Linked DNA regions of Homo sapiens: regions 1 and 3 are each linked to region 2. Evidence: chromatin contacts called from ENCODE Hi-C or POLR2A ChIA-PET data. All regions are on one chromosome and are shown on one strand. The core of a region is the stretch at or near the end of the contact, and the rest is flanking DNA. Distances in the headings are between cores, read along the strand shown.

Region 1 (3,216 bases), core at 524-3,023, 1.2 Mb after region 2:
AAACAACAGCACCCACTTTAAATGGTTGTTGTGAGGATTCACGATTTAATAGATACACATTATTCATGTGTATGTATGTATATGAAATGATTTAACATATGGAAAGTACTTTGGATGGCGCCTGTTTTTCATAGTGACCCACAGGTGCTACCCACTTACAAAGAATGTCCTGCTAAAAGCAGCCAGCTGTCATCTCTCCTTCCTAAACTTTCTTGCACAACCCTCAAAGAACTTACCTCTTTTAGCCACTCCACTGTGAAAACTAGAGGCTTCAAATAAAAGCTATGCTGAGAATGGCTTTGGCTTCATAAGCACATGACTTGTATGATTGTATAGGGCCTGAGTTTGGTTTGATGCTCACCTGTTGCCATTTAGAAATTATTAATAATTTTTCAACAGAGGCCTGACATTTTTATTTTGCACTGCACCCTACATATTACGCAGCCAATCCTAGCTACACAGGACCAAAAGACTAGCCTAGTGACCTTGGATAAACTACAGTACCCATGCTTCCTTCTGGGTGACTCTGTCCTAGTTCCACGGTATGAGGACAATGATGAGAAAGGTGGATTGATATAGCCATAGATGTAGCCTTGCCAATGAGCAGAGTGGCAGCTTCTTGGATACACAGCAACATTTCCAAGCTACAGGCAGTAAGTTTTCTTTCAGGGGTCTCAGTAGACTCAGGGAAAACTAAAAGAAACTCTGAAAGTGCTTCCCATCCCTCCTCCTCCGCACTGCAATAACAAACTCACTTGCTAATTCATTGTAAAATGATCTGAATTACTCAGAGATGTGGAGAAATCAGCTTGGCTTTCAGCACAGGGAGTGACACCAGAACATCAGCCATTGAAGGGAAATAGAGCACAAGGTCACTCTGGCTGAGGTCTCACAATGGAGACTACTGCAGGGGAATGGGGAGGGTGCAGTGGCTTCAGAAAAGCAGCTGGTACCAGCAACCCTTACAGGTGACAGCCATGGAAGCAAGAGCTTTGGCTCTGGAAAATCTTTCACCAGTGAATGAGGAGGCTGTCCTGTCTAAGTGTCCCTCTGAGACACTCACAAGGAACTGTCTGTTTGGGTGGGAGGAACTGTGGTTGGACTTCCACTAAATTCAGTACTGGGAGTTAGAGGTAGAGTGTGTGGAACACTACTGTAAAGTGTTCCTCCTTTGAGTTTCCAAGATGGAGTGGCCCAAGGAGGAACGGACTTTACCAATGTTCAGTCCCATGGTTCTCATATGTGTGAATGTCTGTGTTTATACAGTGGGTCTGACTTTGACACTGGCAGCCATAACATCACTTCTCCATTCCCAAGTGAGTTCCTGTCATCTTCTGATTCTCCTCTCTGTGGCCCTAAAGTCACCATGTAATTTCCCAATGGTTACTCGCCGTCAGGATGTGTGGATGAAACTTTGGAAAGACTGCTGCAAAGCCGCTTGTCGAGAAACCCATCTATGTGTCCTGGCTCTCAAAATTTCAGTTCCTTTGAACATGCTGGTTCACTTTGTTCTGATTTTAGAATCTGGAAATGCAGAGCAAGACATTTCTAAGCTGGGAATTTGCCATCCTGTTGCAGGAGCACAGCAGCAGCCCCAGAAAAATATTTTTCAAGGCTGCAGAGAAAACAAGGGCTGGAAAAATGTTTGTTTATTGCCAGCTCTCCCCACAGCCGCTTATATAACAGCCTGTGCTGAGACAGGCTGTCCTGCCCAGGCTCAGAATCAAGAGTCACACTCCTTGGGATGATGACAGAGACAATGTGGGAACTACAGGGCTATGGCCTATGACGTCCAGGAAGGAAAACCAAGTGGTGTGTGGTGATTAGTCATTTCACAATGAGGGGATGGCTTCCTGGGGTGTTTTCAAGCTTTTGGGTGGCGGCACAGTCTGCAAGAGGGGGAAAGGCTCTGAGAACAAGATATGACTAAAGAATAGTTTCTCATTTACCATTTTTAAAAATAAAACAATGCACAGCCAATCACGTGTGAGCTGAAGGGTAGAGTCAAATGTTTAGGTATTTTCTGACCTTTCAGATCCATTCAGACTTTCTAAAAGCCACAGACATAAACACCATATCCAAATCTGGAAGCTTAAAAAGTTTGGACAAAATAGTATACATTTTGTTCAACACTTTATTGCAAAGGAAAAAAAAGGAAAGAAGTATACAAAGTTTTTCTTCACAAAACAAACACGAAAAACTAACTCTGCCAGGAAAAAATGTGAAACCCATAGACAGATCATGCTAAGGGTCTAAGGGGACAGCTTGCCTCCCCTACGGCATTACTGAAAAGCAGATGTGATGGGCAGCGTCACAGAGGCCTGTAATCCAGTTAGGTGCAGCAGCCACAGGCAGCCTACACTCTTCCTAAAAGCCTCCCTCTCAGGGAAACCCAGGGCCTCTTGGACTGTTCCAGGCTTTAAGTGCATATCAGAAAAACATTTGCCATATGTTTTAACTTAATTTCTAAGTCAGCGTGGGCCCATTCATTCTCATTCCTTCCATAACAGCCTTCCTGAGTAATTGCCTATTGACTTTGCTGCTTGCTGGTCATACCTGGGTGTGCATCTGTCTTACACCAGACACACCTAACTCTCAGCCTCTGTAGTCACAAATAAGGGTTCTATTTGTTGATTTAGAATGGCAAGTTGAAACTAGCACAGTCTTACACGTAGAAGATACTCAATCAGTATTTTGTTGATGGAGTCACATCTCTATCTCTCTCCTTATTCTTCTAGCTTACTTCCCCCACCCCTACTTTTATTTCTTTCTTCCCCCTCTTTTGTCAAAAGGTTGGGCTTACCAGCAAATCCACTGAATACTTGCTAACCCTCTGATTTACACCACACAAGTAGCACCAGTTTCACAAGACAGAAAAAAACTCACCTTGGGGCCCCAAGGTTGGCCTGGATCTTTGAAAGTGTAGGGTCATGATTTATTTTAGGCAAGTGGAGATCTAAAAAGGAGCAAAGATAACAGGACCCTGCAATTCACCAACTGGATCCTGTATATAAGAACCTTTGTGATTTCTCACCTTGCTAATTTCCTGCCCTCTCTTTCTGCAGGTTCTTCCCCAAACCATCATGGACCAGTTGGACTCTGAGAAGAAAAGTTTCTGATCTTTAGTTCATTCTTCCAACTCTCTAGAAAGCAGGAAAACTGAGAATGAAAAATTCTAAATTACTCAGGACTCATGGGTTGCCAATAGAAGAAATA
Region 2 (3,422 bases), core at 77-2,576:
CCATACTGTTGAGTTAAAGTTCATTCCATTGGCTAGAAAGAGAGGCTCATGACACTTGCTTAATAAATGTTTCCCGGATACTCACTGCAGTCCCTGAACCAAAGACCAGGAATAAAAGCTACCTATCTGTTCCTGCATAGAGCACATATCAACATCAGGGATGAGAGGTACTATGGTCACTCACCTCCTCACTCTCTCAGCTCCACTCCTCTGGTTGTAAGAGGCTAGTTTATCTGCGAGTCTTGCTGGGACGTAGGCTTGCTCCTACCTAGAGGCAGAATTTGAACCTTCTACCCCATATCACATTTCTTGTTGACCCTTACCTGTTAGTGTCTGATACAGTAATTCCGTTTAGGACACCAAGTTTTGTTTTTCTGTTTTGTTTTGTTTTGAGACAGTCTCGCTCTGTTGCCCAGGCTGGAGTGCAATGGCGCAATTTCCGCTCACTGCAACCTCCGCCTCCCGGGTTCAAGCGATTCTCCTACCTCAGCCTCCCAGGTAGCTGGGACTACAGGCACGTGCCATCACACCCAGCTTATTTTTTATTTTTAGTAAAGACTGGGTTTCACCATGTTGGCCAGGCTGGTTTCGAACTCCTGACCTCAGGTGATCTGCCTGCCTTGGCCTCCCAAAGTGCTGGGATAACAGGCTTGAGCCAACGCGCCTGGCCCAGCACCAAATTTTTAAAAACAGTAAGGGAAAAGTTATTTCCATACTGGTTGGAGTATGAGTTCTGGAGATACCTGGAAAATGACATCTTACTGGATGCCTAGGCAGTTCCGACACACCCATATCTTTCAATCCTGTAGCCAGTCACAAAAATCAGGAAAGTAGTATTCCTGGAAGGAACCGGGCTGGTTATTTACCAAAGGACTGCAAACTAGCCGACTCAATTTATAAGGTGCGGCATGGATACTTTCATTTAAGCAAATGAGCTTTCATTCAGTCAAAATCCCTGTTGTTGGGCCCCTGTGGTTTTAAACTCCAAGGACCAAGGTGCTTGTGAGTGAGTATGTTTGGGGCCCGGGCTCCCGCCCCGAAGCCAGGTTGTTAAAATACTCACCGCCTCTGGCCCGCGTGCACGACGCTCTCCCGCGAAGGGCCCTTAGGGGCTGCCTCCAAACCCTCTCTCTGGTCTTCCACGGGGCTCAGCTCCCCTTGCCGCCCAGAAGGGTCCTGGGGATCCCGGGTCGGGCGGGAGGCAGGGGAGGCGCCGAGCCCGGAGTTCACCACTCTATTGCGGGTGTTCATGGTTCACAGCCCGCGGGTCCCGGGCCGCCGTCGCTGCGGGAGGGATGCGGCTGGGACGCTTAGCGAGTCTCAAGATGGGATTCCAAAGTGCAGAGGCAGCGGTTTTAACAGCTGAGTTTCGGTTTCTCAGAATCAGCAGCAGACTGCGCCCGCCCCAGAGAACTTCCCCACGTATTCTCCACTGAGGCCCCGTCCGACCTTATCGCGGGTTAACAGCCCAGGATGTTGACTTGAGCTGGCTTGGTCGGCTACAGGTGAGACGGTTTAAAGTCTCACAATCACCTTAGAGGTTAATCAGAATAACTGGGATCAGCCACGGACACCTGGTGAGCGATTAGCCCGCAGAGTGACTACAATCCTGAAAGATACTTGAGAAACTGTTTAACAGGCAACTCTAATTTGAGGTTACCGCTGGATATTTGAGACTGTAAAAAATATATTAACCTTAAAATACCAGAGATTAGGTCAATAACTAAAATCATCTCAACAAAATGTCGCCTTTTATCAGTAATGACTGCTGTGTGGCTGTTACCAATGCACATACTTTCAAGTTAGAGGAAATGGAAACTGAAATCAAAAGAAAACAAAAACCTACAAAGCCGGAGAAGTAAGCTAAGGTAGACATGATTCTCCAGGCAGCCTTGCTAAGTAATTGACTAGACATTCGAGAACTATTAAAAATACCTGCTCTGTGCAGAACAGTGTGCAACGGTGATGTGGGGACATTTTAAAATATGGATGTGTAAGGCTCAGTTCCTGTAGGTTCAGGGGTGAGCTCTGGCATTCATATTTTTGAAAAGCTCCCAGATGATTCTGATGTGTGCCAGGGTTGGTCACCAGGGTCACAATGCCGTCTACACAAAGATGAGTGAAGGCTCTTCCCTCATGCTACCTGCATTCTAGGAGTATCCTAGTAGACAGGTAAACAAATGGGAATGCCACTTTGGGATAAATGAAATGACAGGCAGCTGTGGAGGCACAGAGAAACTGGGGATTAGCCCTCTGAGTAATTCAGGAACAGGGACATTTGAGAATGAGCCACCAAAGACATAGGAATTCACCAAGAAGAAGGAGATGCTATGGCAGAGGCTTGTCACTTAAAATGACATGGTGTGTACTTAATTCCAGGGGTTGTCATGTGGCTGGAGCACCCCAGTCCTAGGTCAGCAAGACAGTTAGGAGCTGGACTGTCTTCCTTATATTATTGGTGCTTAGAACAAAAAGACACATACAGGTTTGATAGCTAATGAAAGAATGAAATTGAAGGGTGGGCCAGGGTGGGACAGGAGAGGAGAAAATAATGACAAGGAACATGGTAGGAAAGTCAGTCAGGATTTCTATGCCATCCTAAGACATTAGGGTTTTGTAGAGTAGGCCAGAGTTTCACAAATTTCAGTAAGCATCAGAACCACTTGGAGGAGGGTGCGTTAAAACAGATTTATGGCCAGGCACGGTGGCTCACTCCTGTAATTCCAGTACTTTTGGAGGCCGAGGCAGGAGGATTACCTGGAGATCAGGAGTTGAAGACCAGCCTAGCCAACGTGGCGAAACCCCACCTCCACCTGGGCGACAGAGAGAGACTCCATCTCAAAAATATATATATATAGTTTCTGATTCAGGTCTGGGATGGGGCCCAAGGATTTGCATTTCTAACAAATTTCCAGGTGATACCAATGATGCCAGTCTCAGGATCACCCTTTGGGAACCACTGTTGTAGGCAATGTGGAAGGCACAGGAAGTTTTTCAATAGGGCAGTTACTCAATAATATCTGTTTTACAAAGTTAGCTTCTAACAATGTGAAAACGGAGATTGAAAGATGAAGAGACTGAAATCGGGAAGATAAATTCAGAGCCTAGTTACGTCTAGGTAAGAAATACAGATCTGAGCTAAGGCAACCCAGAAAGTGGGGAGCAAAATCAAGACATTTCACATGGGCCAGGCTCAGTTGCTCATGCCTGTAATCCCAGCACTTTTGGAGGCTGAGGCAGGAGGATCACCTGAGGCCAGGAGTTTAAGGCCAGCCTGGGCAGCATGGTAAGACCTCATCTCTACAAAACAAATAAATAAAACATAAAAGACATTTCACATGAGAGATTAGCATAGATAAAAACTAGATGAAAGAGAGAATTGAGTACTGGAAGGCAGCAGAGAGAAGGGGAGATGGCTTTTA
Region 3 (2,965 bases), core at 390-2,889, 1.3 Mb after region 2:
TTAGTTGTTGTTAATCTCTTCCTGTGTCTAATTTATAAACTAAACTATATTCTAGGTATATATGTATGTATAGGACAAAACATGATATATATGGGAGAATCTTAATTTTAATAGGGTGACAATGCAACCATCCCTAAGAAAGGAATCATGGCTCTCTTTCATTCCCCTTTGCTAGATACTTACTGCTATGAACTGAAAGTTTTTGTCCAAACCAAAATTCATATGTTGAAATCTTATCACCAAGGTGGTGGTATTAGAAGGTGAGGCCTTTGGGAGGTGATTAGGTCATAAGCGTGGAACCCTCATGAATGAGATTAGTGTCCTTACAAAAGAGGCCCCAGAGAGCCACCTTGCCCCTTCCACCATGTAACGGCACAGCAAGATGGCGCCATCTATGAACCTGGAAACGCACCCTCACCACACACCAAATCTGCTGGTTCCTTGATCTTAGATTTCCCAGCCTCCCTTCTTACCAATACATTTCTGTTGTTTATAAATTACCCACTCTACAGTATTTTGTTATAGTAGACCAAATGGACTGAGAAGGAAATATAAAAAAAAAGTATTGAGGGCTTTAGAAAAGACTTTTGTTTCTTAAAAAATAAAAATCTAGAGCCTAATAAAGAGAAGATTTGCCCTTATGATGCTCATGCAAGGACGGAAACCACCAATAAGCACCCTAAAACCAAGAAGCATGAGGACAAAAGCCAGCAGCATGGAGCATGGCAATGGAGAGGCTGGGAAAGCCTGGAAAGATAACCAAGTCAGCCAACAAACTCCGGGGCCACTTACATCCAGACTTTTTAAGGAAATAAAAAGTGCATTTACGAGTTTATTTACTTATAGTCCTTAGTCAAGTGTTCTGTTCCTAAGTGAAACAGAAAGCGGCCTTGAAGGAAAGGAGCTTAATGACGCTAGATCCAGATCTTGTAGTCAACATTAAAACCCCTCTCTCTGCAGTCTCATGGCGACTGTACCTCATTCTGCCTGATGTTTCCAAGACAGCTGTTTACATAACTTTCTTCTTCCCCTTTTCATAACCACTGCCCCCGCCCCCATGTCACCAATGATAAGAAGGCAGAGAGTTTGTCTGAATCATTTTTGTACCCACCACTTTCCCCCACCCCTGCCTGCTATAGATGACTCATTATACCATTTCTATCTTGAATTGTCATTCCCATTACAGGCAGAGAGGACAAAACACAACCACATGCACACACTTTTACACACACAGAACCATATATGTTTATCGACCTGATACAGGGAAATCAGTGGGCTACGGGTGCTGTCCCCCCATTTGAAATCTAAGCATGCCAAGAAGAAGGCAGAGAGGTGAAAGAAAGTGGAGAGAGATTGAATGAAAGAAACTGAGGAGCAAAGGAAGAGAGAGAGAGAAAGAGAGAAAATAACACCACACAGCAGCAGCTCCAGGGCTTGACATCAGCGAGATTTACTGCACTAATATGCCTAGCTGCCTGCCATAATTAGTTTCTGTAAAAACCCTATCTTCTCGCTCAGATTCAATTAAATCATACGGTGTTTATTCGCAAGATTTCTTATTCCACGATGGGAGGGCTGGCAGGACCCCAAGCTCAGCTCACCCACCTGTTCCTTGCCTGGCACTATTTCTGTATCAGTCACGTTTTCAGGTGGTCAGGCAGCCAGGGGATGAATGGGTGAGTGTTTGTGCTCGGAGATACAGGAAGACACCACACACAGCAGCCAGGGCCCTGAATGATGTCATTTTCTTCATGGCTTAAAAGGAAAACATGCACCAGAAATGGGTACCAGAGTGATAGTGAACCTGGTGTCTGATCCTAACACTGGTTATTTTTAAACCCCCTTGTGTCAAGGAGGCAAAACCAGAGTGATGGTTATTAAAAGTCATTTTAAGAACAGGCTCTAGGCTTGTTAGAGAAAATCCTAACAAACCTAGGCTATAAGATAGCAAAACATCTGATTCAGGGAATTGCTCTGTGTGGGATTTCCTGGTCACTCTCCAGGGGTGACTTGGACGGAATGCACTATATGTGCTGCCCTCCATTGCCCTTGGGGTGAAAAAACAGCCCCTCAAAATGCCACCAGTGTAAGAGATATGCATGTGGGGAGGCTATGGGGAGGAGAAGAGAGTCCTGCTCCTAATGAAAAAACAGATTTCTGCATGACACCACGCTCAGCTGCAAGAGCAGTTTTTTCCTCCTGAAGCTGAAATCAATATTAAATTAAATCTGTGTGCTTTGTCTCCATGAATAACTTTCTAACATTCTACATTGGCCAATCAGAATCCCTTCACCCTTGTCAATTCCACTTGGGTAACTTTTTTTTTTTTTTTACTCTGTTTCTTTGCCACCAAACTGCGTGTTCCCATAGGAAAGACACAGCATAACGCATCAGTTGCTCCTTGCTACTAAACAGTTGGTGGGAAAACTAAAATCTGCAGGGAAGAAGAGTAAGATAATTTTTTAACTCTTCAAGGGCACATTTCCTGTTAACCAGCTCTGTCCCCTGGGACAAGTGTGTTAAATGAATATTGACTTGGGGAAGAATCTGGGATCAAATAGGATTCTGAGCCTGTGAAGATGCTTCTCTCTCCTCATCCCCATGCTGGTGGGTGATTTTTTTAAGGTCTTCATCTTCTAATTCCCCTATTTCAACTGTTTGAATCTTTCTGGGAGACTGATTCTTCATTGAGGCTGCACTTGAGAACATGACATAAAACCATAATTTTAAAAGCACTCTAAGACTTGATACAATGAAATCAACTTAAATGTAATTATTTCTTTCCAGGATATTCTTTTTTTTTTTTTTTTTTTGCCTTTTTAAATCATTGCAGTTCTTTTCTGCTAATCTCTAACATCCCTATTCCATGACCCCCCACCAATAAATCCTAGTTTTGCTTCCTCCTTGGCCTGACTTTTGCTTGTTACCCGGAAGCATAAAAGCATCTCAAGTTTAAAAGACGTGT

Evidence for each region. A loop is a pair of places that touch in the nucleus more often than their neighbours do. ChIA-PET counts read pairs that join two places held with the same protein, here RNA polymerase II (POLR2A). Pooled maps may share reads with other maps.
Region 1: a map with no recorded cell type shows a loop between it and region 2 (4-fold over the local background). The contact joins the enhancer-like site here to the promoter of EPSTI1 in region 2. A Hi-C loop is called at or near these places in 1 of 37 single-sample maps with no recorded cell type. POLR2A ChIA-PET finds 5 or more read pairs at or near these places in 1 of 52 experiments (A673).
Region 3: a pooled map shows a loop between it and region 2 (5-fold over the local background). The contact joins the enhancer-like site here to the promoter of EPSTI1 in region 2. A Hi-C loop is called at or near these places in 5 of 50 pooled maps. POLR2A ChIA-PET finds 5 or more read pairs at or near these places in 2 of 52 experiments (A673 and activated B cell).

The regions. Positions count from the first base shown.
Region 1 is chr13:44,235,763-44,238,978 of GRCh38, forward strand. No RefSeq gene overlaps it. Among named protein-coding and RNA genes, the nearest start is that of MIR8079, 41 kb to the left of the region's middle. Within about 2 kb of position 1,774, at least 26 of the 41 ENCODE cell types and tissues checked have a DNase peak (open chromatin) inside an H3K27ac peak, as active enhancers do.
Region 2 is chr13:42,990,915-42,994,336 of GRCh38, forward strand. It overlaps EPSTI1 (epithelial stromal interaction 1), which reads right to left and starts at 1,327. Exons shown (of 11, transcript NM_033255.5): 1 at 1,064-1,327. The coding sequence starts at 1,251. RefSeq lists enhancers at 1,341-1,460, 1,721-1,960.
Region 3 is chr13:44,258,157-44,261,121 of GRCh38, forward strand. No RefSeq gene overlaps it. Among named protein-coding and RNA genes, the nearest start is that of MIR8079, 63 kb to the left of the region's middle. Within about 2 kb of position 1,640, at least 16 of the 41 ENCODE cell types and tissues checked have a DNase peak (open chromatin) inside an H3K27ac peak, as active enhancers do.